Regions from separate parts of the Homo sapiens genome. Here region 2 is linked to region 1. The links are chromatin loops, found by intact Hi-C in ENCODE. Cell type or tissue: CD4-positive, alpha-beta T cell. All regions are shown on one strand. Links, peaks and the distances in the headings refer to the core of each region. The heading gives the core; the rest is flanking DNA. Region 1 has its middle 11 kb from the start of IQGAP1. Region 2 overlaps CRTC3-AS1 (CRTC3 antisense RNA 1).

What was found. Peaks named below come from ENCODE experiments on the same cell type or tissue, not always from the same donor. Only the 100,000 strongest peaks of a DNase experiment are listed, where the experiment ranks them.
Region 2: a loop joins it to region 1, with 6 times the contacts of the local background. A loop is called at or near these places in 1 of 110 quality-filtered maps.

The regions. Positions count from the first base shown.
Region 1 is chr15:90,374,660-90,379,054 of GRCh38, forward strand. No RefSeq gene overlaps it. Among named protein-coding and RNA genes, the nearest start is that of IQGAP1, 11 kb to the right of the region's middle. In CD4-positive, alpha-beta T cell, for the core only: no CTCF peak of the experiment used is centred there; a DNase peak (open chromatin) is centred at 2,442.
Region 2 is chr15:90,676,354-90,680,748 of GRCh38, forward strand. All of the region lies in intron 2 of CRTC3-AS1 (CRTC3 antisense RNA 1), which reads right to left. Among named protein-coding and RNA genes, the nearest start is that of LINC01585, 18 kb to the left of the region's middle. RefSeq lists an enhancer at 1,728-1,787. In CD4-positive, alpha-beta T cell, for the core only: no CTCF peak of the experiment used is centred there; a DNase peak (open chromatin) is centred at 2,258.

The DNA of each region.
Region 1 (4,395 bases), core at 76-4,075:
CAGCCTCGACCTCCCCAGCTCAAGTGATCTTCCCACCTCAGCCTCCCCAGTAGCTGGGGCCACAGGCATGCACCACTACGCCCAGCTAATTTTTTTTATTTTTTGTAGAGATGGTGTCTCACCATGTTGCACAGGCTGGTATCCAACTGCTGGGCTCAAGCAATCTTCCTGCCATGGCCTCCCAAAGTGCTAGGATTACAGGCGTGAGCCACTGTGCCCACGTGTTAGTCTTTACATAACTGAATAGTGACTGAAGTCTTGCAGTTTCTACCTTGCCCTGCACTGGCATTATAAGTTGTAGTAGAAATGTCACTCATTGCTTGTAATCTCATGAGAGGCCTAGTTAGATTTTTCTGTACTCTACTTCCAGAGGAGCTTATAGGAAGGTGACTTTCCATAAAGGATGTGAGCTTTCTACCACCCAAATATCAGTCGTAAAGAAAATGAGGAGTGATAAAGAAAGAAGGTATTGAGAGGTGAAGCCAGCTGGGCTTCTAGGTTGGGTGGGGACTTGGAAAACTTTTCTGTCTAGCTAGAGGATTAAAAACGCACCAATCAGCACTCTTTGTCTAGCTAAAGTATTGTAAATGCACCAATCAGCACACTGTAAAAACGCACCAATCAGCACTCTGTGTCTAGCTAAAGGACTGTAAACGCACCAGTCAGCACTCTGTAAAATGGACTAATCAGCAGGATGTGGGTGGGGCCAAATAAGGCAATAAAAGCTGGCCAGCGAAGCCAGCAGCAGGCAACCCACTCGGGTGCCCTTCCATGCTGTGGAAGCTTTGTTCTTTCGCTCTTCACAGTAAATCTTGCTGCTGCTCACTCTGGGTCCGCACTACCTTCATGAGCTGTAACACTCAATGCGAGGGTCTGCGGCTGCATTCCTGAAGTCAGCAAGACCACAAACCCACCGGGAGGAACAAACAACTCCAGATGAGCCACCTTTAAGAGCTGTAACACTCACTGCGAAGGTGTGCGGCTTCACTCCTGAAGTCAGTGAGACCACGAACCCACTGGAAGGAAGAAACTCCGGACACATCTGAACATCTGAAGGAACAAACTCCGGACACACCATCTTTAAGAGCTGTAACGCTCACCGTGAAGGTCCGTGGTTTCATTCTTGAAGTCAGCGAGACCAAGCATCCACCAAAAGGAATAAATTCCAGACGCAGTATTTACAGCCCAGTGTCCACCCATTCCCCATGTAGCAACCCCTGGTACCTGAGGAAAAAGGTCACAGCCTCTGCCAATGGTGGGGCATCTTTCCGAAGAGGTTCCACTTGGACTTTTTGAAACATCATGTGGCTGTGCTGTTTGAGAAGCCTGGGGTGAAATTAACTATACAAGAATCAGGGCATGATCACACACGCACACACCTTTGCAATTTTTCTGGCTTTGTTTACACTGTTACTGCAACTTGTGCCCTTTCTCACCCTTTTCATAGGTCTTCCCTGCAAAGTCTTTTTTTTTTTTTTTTTTTGAGACGGAGTCTCGCTCTGTCGTTCAGGCTGGAGTGCAGTGGCGTGATCTCGGCTCACTGCAACCTCCGCCTCCTGGGTTCACGCCATTCTCCCGCCTCAGCCTCCCGAGTAGCTGGGACTACAGGCACCTGCTACCTGGCGCAGCTAATTTGTGTATTTTTAATAGAGACGGGTTTCACCGTGTTAACGAGGATGGTCTCCATCTCTTGACCTCATGATCTGCCCGCCTCAGCCTCCCAAAGTGTTAGGATTACAGGCCTGAGCCACCGCACCCGACCCATCAACTGTTCTCTTATCTGTGCTCCTAGATCTCTATCTTGATGTCTGAAAGCTTCTTGAGAGTGCTTTGTCAGGTCTATGTCCATCACATTCTTTGGTGGATGTGGCCTCACAAATCTTTCAACTCAGCCCTCTAGGTCCTCATGTGCATTAGTGGAGAATAGCGTTCACATATGTGGGCTTTGGGTCCAATGCAGTTTGAATACTGAGTATGTCACTAACTAGTTGTGTAATTTTTGGAACATTGTTAACCTTTCTGATTTCAGTTTCCTTATCCTTAAATTGAAAATTCTAGTAGTTCCTACCTCATAGGATTGTTGTGAAGGTCAAATGAGATCAAATACTTACAACTGGACCTAAGGGGCACTCATTATGAGTTAGCTGTTGTTACTAGTAACCCATTGTCATCCCTGTAGATGTTTCAGGGGTTTGCCGTGGGGAACCCTGCCATGCAGGCTTGTCTCAGGTTCTGACCCTGTGATGGGGTCTGGTGTTCCCTGCCTCGTTTACCGCTCTTTCCCCATACTTTGGTCTGACTCTCCAATGAGCTCATGATTCCTATGAGCGATTTCTGTCTCTTGATGAATCTTTAGATTTGTCCTTTGTCTTAGGCCTTGAGACTGCAGTAGAACCTTGTGGCCTATTCTAACCCCAGCCCGGAAACCAATGCCCCAACTCCATTCTGGGCTGACTTCCTGGCTTCCTCCCACAACTTCCGGGTCTCTGTTTTTATATATTGTTCCTAGACTAGGATATGGGTGTTCACAAATGTTTGTTGAAAGGTTTTCAGAGGCAATTAGGCATATTTAAGAAGTGAATGAACACCTGCTCATTGATATGCTGTCCATAAACTAGGACACGGTGTTGAATGATGATTTGACAGAGATTTTAGAATCAGAGAGATGGAAGCTTGATCCTAACTCTGAATCTTATGGCCTTAAGCAAAATATCTAACCTCTTTGTGCCTGTTTTCTCATTTGTAAAATGAGGATAATTATATTTCCTCATAGGGTTATTGTGAAGATTAAATGAGACAATATAAATAAAGCACCTAGCATTTTCTGGAACATGGTAAGCAGTTGGTAAATAGCTGCAACTACCAACAGGTAGTTCAAAACTTTTCCTCCATCTGAAAAACCAAGAGTTGAAGAAATGGCTGAAGTTGGAATATCTGGCAGGAGCTGTGCTTAAACACAAGATCCGGAATATCTGAATATCTTTAGGACAAGATGAAATAGGTTTCTCTCAAATGAGTTGGTTAAGGAGTTAAGCAGTGATAGGTAACACTTGAAGTTTCACAAAGATGAAAACTGGTACTTGACAGACAGCCACTTGATGGTATTCTGAAGTTTACTGACCCTTTGTTCTATTTCTAGAACAAGGTGTTCTATCTCTTTGCCCAAGGTGTTCAAAGTATAGAGAAACAAAGAAGATCAGTAATTACATAGACCAAATGGAGTATCGGATTTATTACGAACTACATCTGCTCAAAAGACTCATGAACTATATGGAGTTAGTCCTATCAGAGAGAAGCAGGGTATCCAGCTAGCTCATAGGCCTTTTTATACAAAAGTTTACCATTAGCATGTTTGGTAACATTACTTATAAGCCACCCCAACCCCCTCCCCACACACTCAAGTTTCCTTAAGTGTATGTATTAGTTTTCTATTGAAGTACAGGCAAGCTTGACTGGGTTCTTTGCTCAGAGTCTTACAAGGTCAAGATTAAAATATCCACTAGATTAAGGACTTATCTTGAGACTGTGAGGAGAATCTGCTTCCAAGCTCATTTAGGCTATAGGTAGAATCAAGTTCCTTGCAGTTATAGGTCTGAGGTCCCTGTTTCCTTGCTGACTATCAGTCAGGGGCCACTCTTAGCTTCTCGAGGCTGCTCTCAAGTCCTTTCCATGTGGACCCCTCCATATTCAATACCAGCAATGGCCCATTGAACCATCCCATGCTTTGAGTCTCTGACTTCTTTTGCCAGCTAAAGGAATCTCTCTACTTATAAATGGCTCATGTGATGACCAGGATAATTTCCCCATCTTAAGATCAACTGTTTAGTGCCTTAATTGCATCTGCAAAATCCCTTCAAAATAGTGCCTAGATTAGTGTTTGATTGAATAGCCAAGGATTGGGAATCTTGGGCAGTCATCTCAGAATTCTGCCTACACAGCATGGTTACAATTTCCTGAAAAGCTATCCTGTGAGGCCTGACAGTTATAGTACAAGCATTGGATAAACATTCCCATTTCAGAATGGAGAAATCAGCCAACAAGAAAGGTGCTACAGGCCCCATGCAAGTTTGAAAGCTGGAAGGGCAGTCATTAGATCTTAAAGCTCTAACATAATCTTTGACTCCATGTCCCATATGCTGGGCATACCGGTGCAGTGGGTGGGCTCCCAAGGCATGGAGCAGCTCTGTCCCTGTGGCTTTGCAGGATTCATCACCCATGACTGCTCTCATGGGCTCGAGTTGAGTGCCTGTGGCTTTGCCAGGCACAGGGTGCAAGCTGCTGTTGGATCTACCATTCTTGGATCTGGAGGATGGTGGCCCTCTTCTCACAGCTCCACTAGGCAGTGTGCCCCATTGGGAACTCTGTGTGGGGAATGTGTATTAATCTGTTCTCACA
Region 2 (4,395 bases), core at 157-4,156, 300 kb after region 1:
AGCTGCCATTTAACTGTAGTTTCAAATTTATCAAACATCTCTTTGCAATATGTCCAAGTTAGCCTGGAAGTGAACTCGACTTCATAGCCAGAGGAGCTGCCTGCCTTCCAAGCTGTGCTGCTAGCACTCTCCTCCCACCCTGTGCTGGGCACAGTTTACTGTCTTAGATTGTGGGCCTGGAGTTTTCTTTGTGACAAGGTTGTTGTTGTTTTCTTTTTTGAGACAGAGTCTCACTCTGTTGCCCAGGAGTGCAGTGGCATAATCTCAGCTCACTGCAACCTCTGCCTCCTGGATTCAAGCAATTCTCCTGCCTCAGCCTCCCAAGTAACTGGGACTACAGGCAAAGGCCACCATACTTAGCTAATTATTTTTTGTATTTTTAGTAGACACAGGGTTTCACCATGTTGGCCAGGCTGGTCTTGAACTCCTGACCTTGAGTGATCCATCCACCTTGGCCTCCCAAAGTGCTGGGATTACAGGTGTAAGCCACCATGCCCAGCCTGTGACAAGGTTTTTAACTATAAATTCAATTTCTTTAATTAACATTAGGCTATTCAAATGACCTATTTCTTCATGAGTAAGCTCTTAAGTTTTTCAAGAATTTATCCATTTCATCTAAGTTATTGAATCTGTTGGCATAAAGTTGTTTATAATGTTCCCTTGTTATCCTTTCAATATCTATGGAATCTGTAGTGATGTCTCCTCTCTCATTTCTGATATCAGCAATTTGTATTTTGTTTTGTTTTGTTTTTTTCATAATCGGTCAGGCTAGAAGTTATCAATTTTATTGATATTTTCAAAGAACCAGCTTTCAGTTTCATTGACTTTTTCTATTGTTCTTGTGTTTTCCATTTCATTAATTTCTCCCCTTTGATCTTTATTATTTCCTTTTATTTGCTTACTTTGGAATGAATTTGCTCTATTTTTCTAGTTTCTTTAAAATTTTTTTTTTTAATTTTTTTTTGAGACTGAGTTTTTGCTCTTGTTGCCCAGGCTAGAGTGCAATGGCGTGATCTCAGCTCATCACAACCTCTGCCTCCCAGGTTCAAGTGATTCTCCTGCCTCAGCCTCTAGAGTAGCTGGGATTACAGGCATGCGCCACCACGCCTGGCTAATTTTGTATTTTTAGTAGAGACGGGGTTTCTCCATGTTTGCCAGGCTGGTCTCAAACTCCTGACCTCAGGTGATCCGCCTGCCTCGGCCTCCCAAAGTGCTGGGATTACAGGCCTGAGCCACCGCGCCCGGCCCCTACATTTATTTTTTTACACCTTTTAGGTCAGAGCAGAAGAACTTGAACATTTTCTAGTTTCTTGAGGTAGAAGCTGAGGTCATTGATTTGAGTTCTTTCTCCTTTTCTAATATGACCATTTAGTGCTATGAGACCACCAGGCCTTGGTGACATTCCTGACCACTGGATAAAGCCTCAGCTGAGGCCAACCTGAATCCAAACCACTAGTTTTCAACGCTCACTACACATTAGAACTACCTGGCAAGCTTCTAAAACTAGCCATGCTTTGGCCCCACCCCAGGCCAATTAAATGAAAATCCCTGGGAATGAACCTCATTACTGGGAGTTGTCAAAGCTCACCAGGTAGTTCTGTTGAGCAGCCAGGACTGGGAATCACCACTCTAGGCCACTGTTTTTCGAACTGTCTGTAATAACAGCAGTTTTCCGTTTCATTTTCAGTTTTATTGTTATTTTATTGACTGATACTTTTGTAACACACAATAAAGATGAATCATATAGCTTCATCCACTGGAGGTATCCTTTATAAAAAGTGGTTCTTCTATGCCTCTTAAACCCAGGTGTTCTCGTTATCCTGTAGCATCATCAACAAGGTAGGAAAGAAGGGTCATGCACGTGGATCTTGCAGCCACATAGATATCTTATCGTGGACCAATAACAGTTTGTGGACCACTGTAGTCCAAGGACTGCACTGCAGCACTGTCAAGCTTTCTTGACTATGAGTCAATAACTTCTTTTTATTGTTTAAAGTAATTTTCAGTTACAAGAGGCAGATTCCAATTGAAGCACTCTATCACAGCCATATCCATCTAGGCTGCAGTCATCGGATGACATGTTGCTCTCTCTTTCTATCTCTCTCTTTCCCACAGGAGAGATGCAGCCATCCCAGAGTATGTGCGTAGTCATGGTTTATTTGATGGTGACTGTGTGATCACTGTGCACTCTCATTCTGGCTCCCTTTCCAGAGCAGCATTAACACAGGTGATACAAACTTCCCTTTCCGCCACTGTTGACACTAAAGGAAATGAGAACATCTGGGTTTAAGAGGTAATGGAAGCACCACTTTTTTTTTTTCATAAAGGAAACCTCTAGAAGTCACATGATTTGGCGGTACCTTTTCTTTTTTCTTTTCTTTTTTTTTGAGACGGAGTTTTGGTCTTGTTGCCCAGGCTGGAGTGCGGTGGCACAATCTCGGCTCACTGCAACCTCCACCTCCCAGGTTCAAGCGATTCTCCTGCCTCAGCCTCCTGAGTAGCTGGGATTACAGGCATCCACCACCACACCTGGCTAATTTTTTGTATTTTTTAGTAGAGATGGGGTTTCACCATGTTGGCCAGGCTGGTCTCAAACTCCTGACCTCAGGTGATCCACCCGACTCGGCCTCCCAAAGTGCTGGGATTACAGGTGTGAGCCACCATGCCCGGCCAAGGAACATTTTCATCTTTTGATCACAAGCTCCTCTTTCAACTTACAAATACGAATTTTAACATACTTGCATTGTTCTTTTTGTTGCTCAAATCATCCTGTATTTGGTCAGAGAGAGCCTTTTCACATGAACCCCTGTGTCCTTTTAATCAGACTCCATAGTGATGATACCTTCCTTGTTCAGCTGCCCCAACCTTGGACTGGCCATTTGGCAGGAGCCCTAGTTTCTTTTAGCAGAGAATGACATACAGAGACCATGATCTAGGCAAGATATATACTTTTTTTTTTTTTTTTTTTTTTTGAGACAGGATCTCACTGTCTCCTTGGCTGGAGTGCATGGCAGTCACGACTTACAACAGCCTTGAACTCCTGGGCTCAAGGGATCCACTAGCTTCAGTCACCTGAGCAGCTGGGACCACAGGCACATACCACCATACCTGACACTCTCTCTCTGTCTCTCTCTATATATATTTGTTGTTGTTTGTTTGTTTGTTTTCGTAAAGACAGGGTCTTTTGTTTTGAGACAGATCTCACTCTGTTGCCCAGGCTGGAGTGCAGTGGCACGATCTCGGCTCATTGCAACCTCCGCCTCTCAGGTTCAAGTGATTCTCCTGCCTCAGCCTCCTGAGTAGCTGGGACTACAGGCACGTGCCACCACGCCCAGCTAATTTTTGTATTTTTAGTAGAGACAGGGTTTCACCATACTGGCCAGGCTGGTCTTGAACTCCTGACCTTGTGATCCACCTGCCTCCGTCTCCCAAAGTGCTGGGATTACAGGCGTGAGCCACCGTACCCGGCCAAGACAGGGTCTTTTTTTATTTTTCATTTTCTCAGCCTGAATATGTTTGTAGACAAGGTCTTGCTATGTTGCCCAGGTTCTACTCTTTTTAAACACAAAAATTACATAATTTTTCAGACAATCTGTTTTGCCATATTGAGAGGCCTTTGCATTAAGTCTGCTAATGCCCTGACAACCACCACATCACTTGGGATTTGGAGTCCCTTTGGGTTAGAGCAGGGTTTCTCAACTTCGGCACTATTGACATGTGGGCTGGATCATTTTGTTCTTTGGAGGCTGTTCTGACACTGCAGGTAGATGCCAGTAGCACCTCCCTAGTTGTGGCAACCAAAATGCCTCCAGACATTGCCCAATACCCCTGGGGGTGCCAAAATCATCCCCCGTTAAGAATCACTGGATGTCCTCTGGGATTCTACGGAAAACTTCCTGGAACAAACCAGAGAAAATCTGACTCCTGATGTCACATCCATGCCAGCTTCCTGCCTCTGTTTCCCCATTTGTCCAGTTGGGATCATGACTACAAGATAAAACAGCATATGGTGGGAAGCAATGGGACCTGCAAGGAGTCATCGTGGTACTCATGAGGAGCAGACATAAGGTCACAAGCAGCACTGCCCTGGAACTGCATGGCACTGTGCTGGCTTTGCCAAGGTGGTAGGGCATCCCACTGAACTGACTCAAGTCCCCAGGATTGCTCCAACTCTTGTATTCCCTCCAGGCCTCTTTTTAATGTTAGCGTTGTTTAAGATCTTTCATTTTACTGTCAAAAAGAGAAAGTCTCATTTAATTCATACCAGATGCTGAGTGAGTCGTCATGAATCAATACAACATTATCCAAAAACCACCAAAATGAATCATAAGGATAAACAGGATTTTTTTCTCCCTGCAAAACAGTGACTAAAATAGTGCCTTGCCCTTTTAGAAA